Regions from separate parts of the Homo sapiens genome. Here region 2 is linked to region 1. The links are chromatin contacts, found by Hi-C in ENCODE. All regions are on one chromosome and are shown on one strand. The core of a region is the stretch at or near the end of the contact, and the rest is flanking DNA. Distances in the headings are between cores, read along the strand shown.

What was found. A loop is a pair of places that touch in the nucleus more often than their neighbours do. Pooled maps may share reads with other maps.
Region 2: a loop to region 1 is called in a pooled map, with 2.2 times the contacts of the local background. The contact joins the promoter of PLCE1 here to the promoter of SLC35G1 in region 1. A Hi-C loop is called at or near these places in 1 of 50 pooled maps.

What each region holds. Positions count from the first base shown.
Region 1 is chr10:93,892,268-93,895,932 of GRCh38, forward strand. SLC35G1 (solute carrier family 35 member G1) reads left to right here and starts at 1,711. Exons shown (of 3, transcript NM_001134658.3): 1 at 1,711-1,944. The coding sequence starts at 1,767. RefSeq lists silencers at 1,685-2,114, 3,600-3,649.
Region 2 is chr10:93,992,089-93,995,753 of GRCh38, forward strand. It overlaps PLCE1 (phospholipase C epsilon 1), which reads left to right and starts at 1,843. Exons shown (of 33, transcript NM_016341.4): 1 at 1,843-2,170. It overlaps LOC105378438 (a long non-coding RNA gene), which reads left to right. Exons shown (of 4, transcript XR_946215.2): 4 at 1,132-1,631. RefSeq lists a silencer at 1,657-1,946.

The sequences.
Region 1 (3,665 bases), core at 461-2,960:
TTCACCATTTAAGAGGAGGGGACTCTTCAAACCCTTTCCATATCGAAATCTTAGAATGCAATTGTGAAACTGCACTTGACTTCCCAGATATTTGAGGAAGCTTCCTGGTTCTTGCTTTATAATCATGATCTACCACCCTTACCATCCTTCCCTGAAATTTCCCTATCTAAAACAACGACAACAAAACCTGTTACAGATATTTTTGTAAGTAGCCTTAAATTCTTTTAAAAGTATTATTATTTTTTTTATAGAGACAAGGTCTATGTTGCCCAGGCTGGTCTCAAACTCCTAAGCTCAAGCAATCCTCCCACCTCAGCCTCCCGAAGTGCTAGGATGGTAGGCTGAGCCACCGTGCCCAGCCTTAAATTCTCTTTTAAGACAAGGCAAAAGTATGTGTTAATCAAGTTAGAATTCAGGTGACCATTTGTCTCAGTTTGCCTAGGACAGTCCCAGTTTATGCCTATTCCCTTGTGTAACTTTTAAAAGAGCTCCTCCTTTTACTCTTAAAAAAAAAAAGGTCCAGTTTGGAGGATAAATTATATGCTGACCCTAGTTTAAAACACACTTTGATTTTCTAACATAGTGTTTTCCAGGTGATATTATGCTTTTGCCCACATCATTGCATTTTATTTACATAACTACTCTGCGAAGCAGGAAGGGAAATACTTGATCGCTATTAAATAAAGGAGGTAATCAAGGCTTCGAGGGGTACAGTGGTGACTGAGGTCACACACTCAGGGCCAGAACCTAGGATTCCTGACTTCAAGTCTAAAACTGTTTCAGCTGTGGATCACTATGTGCAAATGTCTGAGTAAAGGCAAACTTCACTCTCCTTTGGTGATCTGCTTGGCACTGGACTTAGAAGTTTAGATACGTTCATCCTTGCACAGAGACTGTTCTTCCACATATAAAGCAAGCAAAGAGATGGAAGAAGAATTATTAGCTAAACAAAAAGAGGCTGTTAGTGAATCCTGGGCCAAAGAATATATTTTACCAGGTCTAATTACATCAGATTACTTGAATCTTACATCTGGCCAAATTAGGATATTTCCATTTAAGAAAAGAAAACCAAAGATCAATAATGCATGCCTACTCTTGCAAAGAATGCAAAGAACATATAAATGGGTTCTGGTCAGTCTTATAGATATATTTTCCTATAATTACACACTAATTCTTTCTTAAAAATATTTCCCAAAACAGCAAAATTCTACCCTCCTTGGTAAGCAGCAAAGGGACAACACGGGAAACAAAACAAAACAAAACAAAACAAAACAAAACATAAAAACCCTAGACCATTTAAAGACAAGCATGGTGCTTTGTAAAATCTTCGGGGTATCACAGAGGTGCTGAATGCGTGGTTACATCAATGAAAAAACGCCCACTCTTTGAGCCTCCTGAAAAGGAGGCCACAGGACCCCCGGGCGCCAGGGCTTGGGAACCCAGCGCCCCTCCTTGTCTGTGCCATGACAGACAGGTTCAGTGTGACTTGCCAAGGATGGCTCCAAGCAGCTGGGCCATGTAGCCTGAACGCAGCAGAGGGTTGGACGCCTTAGAGCCAGCTGTGGGCACCACAGCCCGACCAGGGAGGCAGCGGGTCTCCCCAGGTTAAGAGGCCAGCGGAGGACGCGCGCGGTCTCCTTGGGGGAGGGTGCGGGTGGGCCGGGCGCGCATGCGCATGGGCGCCATCGCCCGCCGGAAGAGCGGCAGCCCAGGCGCTGCTGCTGGCGCCAGACGGCACCGGCCGCTGGTAGAGCGCGTGCCGCGAGATGCGGCCTCAGGACAGCACCGGGGTCGCGGAGCTCCAGGAGCCCGGGCTGCCGCTAACGGACGATGCACCCCCGGGCGCCACTGAGGAGCCGGCGGCCGCCGAGGCAGCTGGGGCGCCAGACCGCGGTAGGTGCTGGCTCTGCCTTTCCTCGCCGTGTTGCTCCCGCACCGAGCCGGGTGAGTGCGCGGTGTGGATCGGGCTCTGGTCTCGCTCGGGGGTCCCGAGCGGGCGCCGGCGGGTTGGGGTCCCCGCAACCCGGGCACAGTGCCCGCCGCGCCTCCGTCCCCACCCTGCCCGGGGCTCGGGAAACCCCTCGAGCTGTCAGCTGGGGGGCTGCAAAGCGGAATTCCCGGCGCCCCAGCCGGCGCTAAGACGGAAGAAACTTTCCGATTGTTAGCAGTCCTTTTGGGATTCCGAGGCTGCTCCTGTAATTAGTGTCGGGGCAGGGCTGTGGAGTCAGACTGCAGTTTGGCGTACCCTCCCCTAGGTCGTAGGTGGGGGGTCAGCGAGAGAGGCCATCCTGCAGTGGGGCGACGTTGCGAGGAAGCTGACCCTGAAAAGTGATCCCGGTGGTTAAGGGTTCTCTCCGAAAAGGAAGCTGAAAAGCATCGAGTCTAGAAAAAATGTTCGTCCTAGAGTTTTAGAATCTTGGAAAGGCAGAGATAAGTGGGACCGCTAGTTTTTAACCTTTAGGGATACAAGGACTTTTTAGCAAACGATGCAGAACAAGGCATATCTTGTTAAGAAGCTCACAGCCCCGTCCCCAAAGTCAGGGACCCCTCGTGAAGAACACTTTATGTTCAGTCCCCCTCCTTCGACACATGAGCAAAGTGAGGCCCAGGAAGGTGAGGGCTTTTGGGTTTTCGTTTGCTTTGTCTCCTCCAAGATGTGGAACGTGGGGGTGAGATGGGGCGCATGTCCAGGGAGCACCAGGGTTAGGATCCCAGCTTGCCATATACCGGCCTAGGGCCCTTTCCACTGGCCACAAGTGCTGCTTCAAGCACATTCCTCTTAGAAGTCGACCATCTACCAGGAGCAGCTTCCTGCAAGAAGAAGGGAATAGGCAGATCTCTTTTTAGGACAGTTACACGGCCTGCACCACCTTGTCCTCTGGGTCACCTCCCCTAAGTGTGACCCTGGATTTCTGTTCCTCTCCTCTCACTGCGCTTTCCCCTCCTCCCTTTGTGCACTTTCCCCAAGTTAGAGAGACAGACTCTAGGAAGACTATTCTTGCTCCATTTCTGTCCTAAAGGCAAACCGAAATGATCAGACTTGTGATCATTTATAAATGGGCTGGTGCCTCTAGAACAGGGGTTATGCCAGGCTGAATTGAACAGATAAGCAGCCTTTGAAAAGGTCAGTTTCTCACCTATCACCCTCTGGGTGAATGTCCTTCTGGTGGCATGCCGAATCAGTCCATGCAAACTCTTAAAGTTTCCCCTTTTTGTGAATGGAAGAGGAATTCTCTACTCCCAGGCAGCTCATGGCAAGATGAGAAACTTACGTGAGTGTATCTAAGAATCTTGTGGGTGTTTAACTTCAAAGAAAGTTTCTACCAGTAAGACTTAGTTATTGTAAGGTGACAAGATAATATTTTGGAAAGAAAATTGACATAAAAACACTTTACTGTTGTCATTGAACTTTGTGACACCTCTTGTTCTAACTGCTTATCTCAACAAAGCTTTTTTCAAGTTCTGGTTGGAACTGTTACCCATATGTCTTACATTCTTGGATGACCTTAACAGACACATACAGCTGTCCCAAGACATCTCCTTACTTTCTTCAGGGACAGTGTGGGTCTTACACTGAAGCAAGGAGAAGTAGTTTCTTAGGCCTGTGCCTCACATCCTCTGGAGGGAGTTAGTGATCGAGTGTAGCAGTGGTTCTCAAACTAGTG
Region 2 (3,665 bases), core at 593-3,092, 100 kb after region 1:
AAAGGACACTGATCTGGACCTGCTCTCTTTGCAAAGATTTGAGGAAGGCGCCCCTTTCTAGGGATGGGGCCACAGTGATTATCACACTTGGATAACTTTCCTGCTCAACGGACCTAGATTTGCCTTGCTTACTAATCATGCAATGACTCATTTGGAGGATTCAATGTTAACTGCTTGTGCATCTACCAGTTTGTAGCTATCTATTCCCATGTGCCAAATTAAAAAAAAAAAGTCTTTGGGGGTGCCAGGTGATGGATGAAGTTTGATATTATTTGATCATTAAATGAATTATAAAACCATAATATAATACTGTATATTAAATAAATAGCCTACCTTGTTTATTGTCAGTGATGCTACCTCTTTCCTCAGCCCTTTATTTACTTGTTCAGGATAACATAGCCTCAGGGATTGAGTAAATTACCACTTCTCACTGTCCTAGTGCTAAAATGCCAAGATCTTAAGGAACAAAGAATTTCTTTAGAGCCCTCTGCAGAGACCTTTCTGAAATCAGCTCTCCAGGGAGGCAATCATGTTAGTTTTCATTAAAGTCCTAGTGGTGAGAAAACAGCAAGACAGTTTAAGGACCAGACTGGCAGATTTTTCTTAACAGCAGGATTCTTTGGGCCTCCTGTGCTTTCTTGCTCCAACCTCTCCTGTGTTCTGGAGCCTCCAAGAAGGAGAGATCACTTTTAAGAGGGACCCGAAAGAAAGGGTCAAACATGAGCAGGAGGAAAGTGTGTGGGAGGAGATGCTCCAGGTAGAAGGCTCAGCTTAAGTTCAGGTACAGAGCTAGAGTGGGAGAGACATTCTGTTGGGTGATCCTTATTAGCCAGGGCATGCTGGGTTACACAGCCATGGAGAGTTAGTTTGGAGGGCAATAGGGAGCCAGTGAAGTTTTCTGCATAGATTAAAGTTGTAAAAAAGGAAGAATAATACAGCGGTGGTTTGAAGGATTGATTTGGTCCAAGGGAGAGGACAGTGGGAGGCGATATGGGCCACAGGAATGGGTCCTGATCGGATGTAGGAGAAGAGGTCAGGCCTAGGGAACGGTCTTCCATTAGAACAGGTAGAGGGAGGAGGCACAGGTTTAGGCGAAAGGGAGGAGGATGATGATTTGATTTTTTTTTCCAGGTCCTTGGCTCTCCTAAGACTCATAAAAGCCGCTCCAGCGGCTAAGGAAGTTCTGTGCAAAGCCTGTAGTTTCTAGTTGTGAAGATCTTCAGGTTTGCTTGAGCAATGAAAGAGTACTGGATTTGGAGTCCGCAGTCCTGGATGGCCACCATTACCAGCAAAAGGAGTATTTCCGGAGCCTGGCACAACGCTGGGCACATTGATGGGGCTCAATGAATATGTATTAAATGAACGAGTGACAGAACAGATTCGAGACTTGGTGCTGCCATCTACTACAGAGACCTTGATCGTGTCCTTTATCTGCCGTGAACCTCAGTTTCCATATCTGTCAACCAGGGGTGGTTCCCTGGGGTAGTGTGAGAGTAAATTCCCGCCGCCTGAGGTGTGCAGAGTTCCCGCCCTTCCCGGAGCCGGGCGCCCCAGGAGCGCTCTCTCTGGCTCCCGCCAGAAAGGATGGCTCCTAGGGGTCAGGGCCAGGGGTCTGGGAAGGGGTCGCGCCGCCAGCAGCCAGCTCCGGGGGAGGCGGCCGGGTCCTCGCTCCGCGCCCGCCTTCCCCGCGCGGCAGGAGCCGGGGGCGGGCCCGGCACAGGCCGCTCCCCCGCCCGGCCGCCCGCGGTGGCGCTAGCGGCCTCTCACCCGGGGCGGGCGAGTTCTGGGAAAGCCCGGCCCAGGGCGGGGGCCCCGCTGCCGCCCGCGCAGCCGCCGCTGTCCGGGCAGCGCGCACATCTCGGCGGGAGCGGACTGTGAACGGCGCGGGTCCACACGGTAACGCTGGGCAACGTGGGCAACGCGGCGGGCGGCGGGCTCGCGCGGCGGGAGGGGCAGCGGCGGCGCGCCCGGGCTCTACCTCCCGGGCTCTGCCTCCCGGGCTCTGCCTCTCGGGCACTTGCCTGGCTCCTGCGCGTTCCTGGGCATCGGCTCTGCAGCTGACACACAGTAGCGGGGACACCCGACGCCGCTAGCGACAGGCGCGCGGACGGCTGGTCCCAGAGGGACGCTGCGCTTGGGGACGCCGGCGAGACTCGCCAGGAGCCAAGAGGTGAGGAAGCGACTCTGTAGCTCGGTTCCTGAGGACTGGAGAAAGGGAAGGATGGGCTGGTTCTCTCCCAAGGCAGTCGACCCGCCTAAGGGAGCAGCCCGACTCCGCGTACCTGGCGGAAAAGTGTCCTCGCGCTCCCGGGGGACCCGAGGCGGGCGGTCCTCCAGGGCATGCAGGCCGCCCTCGCAGGGGCTAAAGGACACCCTGCCAGTGCCTTCACTCCAGACGCCTGCCTCAGGTCGCCCCTTCGTGTTGTGAATACGGTGTGGAGGTGGCCAGTGCAAAGAAAAACGTAAGCTCTTTTTGTGGCGGTACTTAGCAGCGGTATTTCAAGGAAAGTGCTCAAGAGATTGTTCCTGGAGAGATTTGTGTACATCAAGTCCTAGAAAATACAATATTGGACCAGGTCCCGCTCTAACTGATAACTAGAATAGCTAGCTTTGCCTTCAAGTCCTTTAATGCTACAGTAATAAATACACTAGAGCAAGAAGTCTTCTGTCGTGGCGAATGTTAGGTGCACAGCGTAAATTTGTGGAAGCTTTCGCCCCTCGCTCTGTATTTAAGCCATCAGACACTGAGTTCAGCCGACTTAACCAATTATTCAGTGTAAGACTCATTTAGTGATTAATCAGTGTCATTTTAAATAGTGAGTTCCCTGAATACCTGTTAAGTAGGATTCACGTCTTCGAAAAGTTTTATTTGCACGAAGGTCATAATTTCAGTTGCATTATGCAAAATTTGCCCGTAGGTCTTTTAGATCTCTGCAGGATTGGTATGTTTTCATGTTTCTTATACCCCCCGTAGAGGTAGGGCAGGGCCGCTGCCACAGAATGGGCACTACTGAGGCCAAGAATGCTTGACCCCACTAGGGAGAATTTTTGAGAGCCTGACTTGGGAGGTGGAAGCAGGTGACCCCATAGGTGCTTGTACAGGTGCCCAGTTGTCATTGAGGAGAGAGGTGGACTATCTCTAGGTTATTGTATGCATCGATGTCTTCATAAATACTTTTCTGAAGAATGTCTGATGGTGTTGTCATCTAGACCATCTGATGGCACATCTTCCCCCACATCCACCACTCTAAAGTCTAACCATCCTTCAAACTGTGTTTTGCTGGTGGTGTGAGGCTTTTCCTGAAACAGCCAACCTCCCCCTGCTCTGATTTCTGCAGCATTTTTTCTCCAGGGCCCTTTCTGCTCTCTACCTTCTGGGAGTTATTTATGTAGATGTCTCATTTTCCCTACTGAAGGCATTTGCTGTGGCTTTCATGGCAAAATGCTTGCACCTAGAAGACTCTAGAGATAATTGTGGGCCAGTATTAAATCTTAAGACTTTGGTTTTACAACATAAATATCTACTTTGGAGAAGGAGATAATATAATTGAAAGGAGCTAGAGGAATGTATAATGTTTACCATTAACACTATCCTTTATTTACAGCCCCATGGGGGAAATTCCCTTTATACCCAGGAGCCATGTCTTACCAGGTAAGAAGCCAGA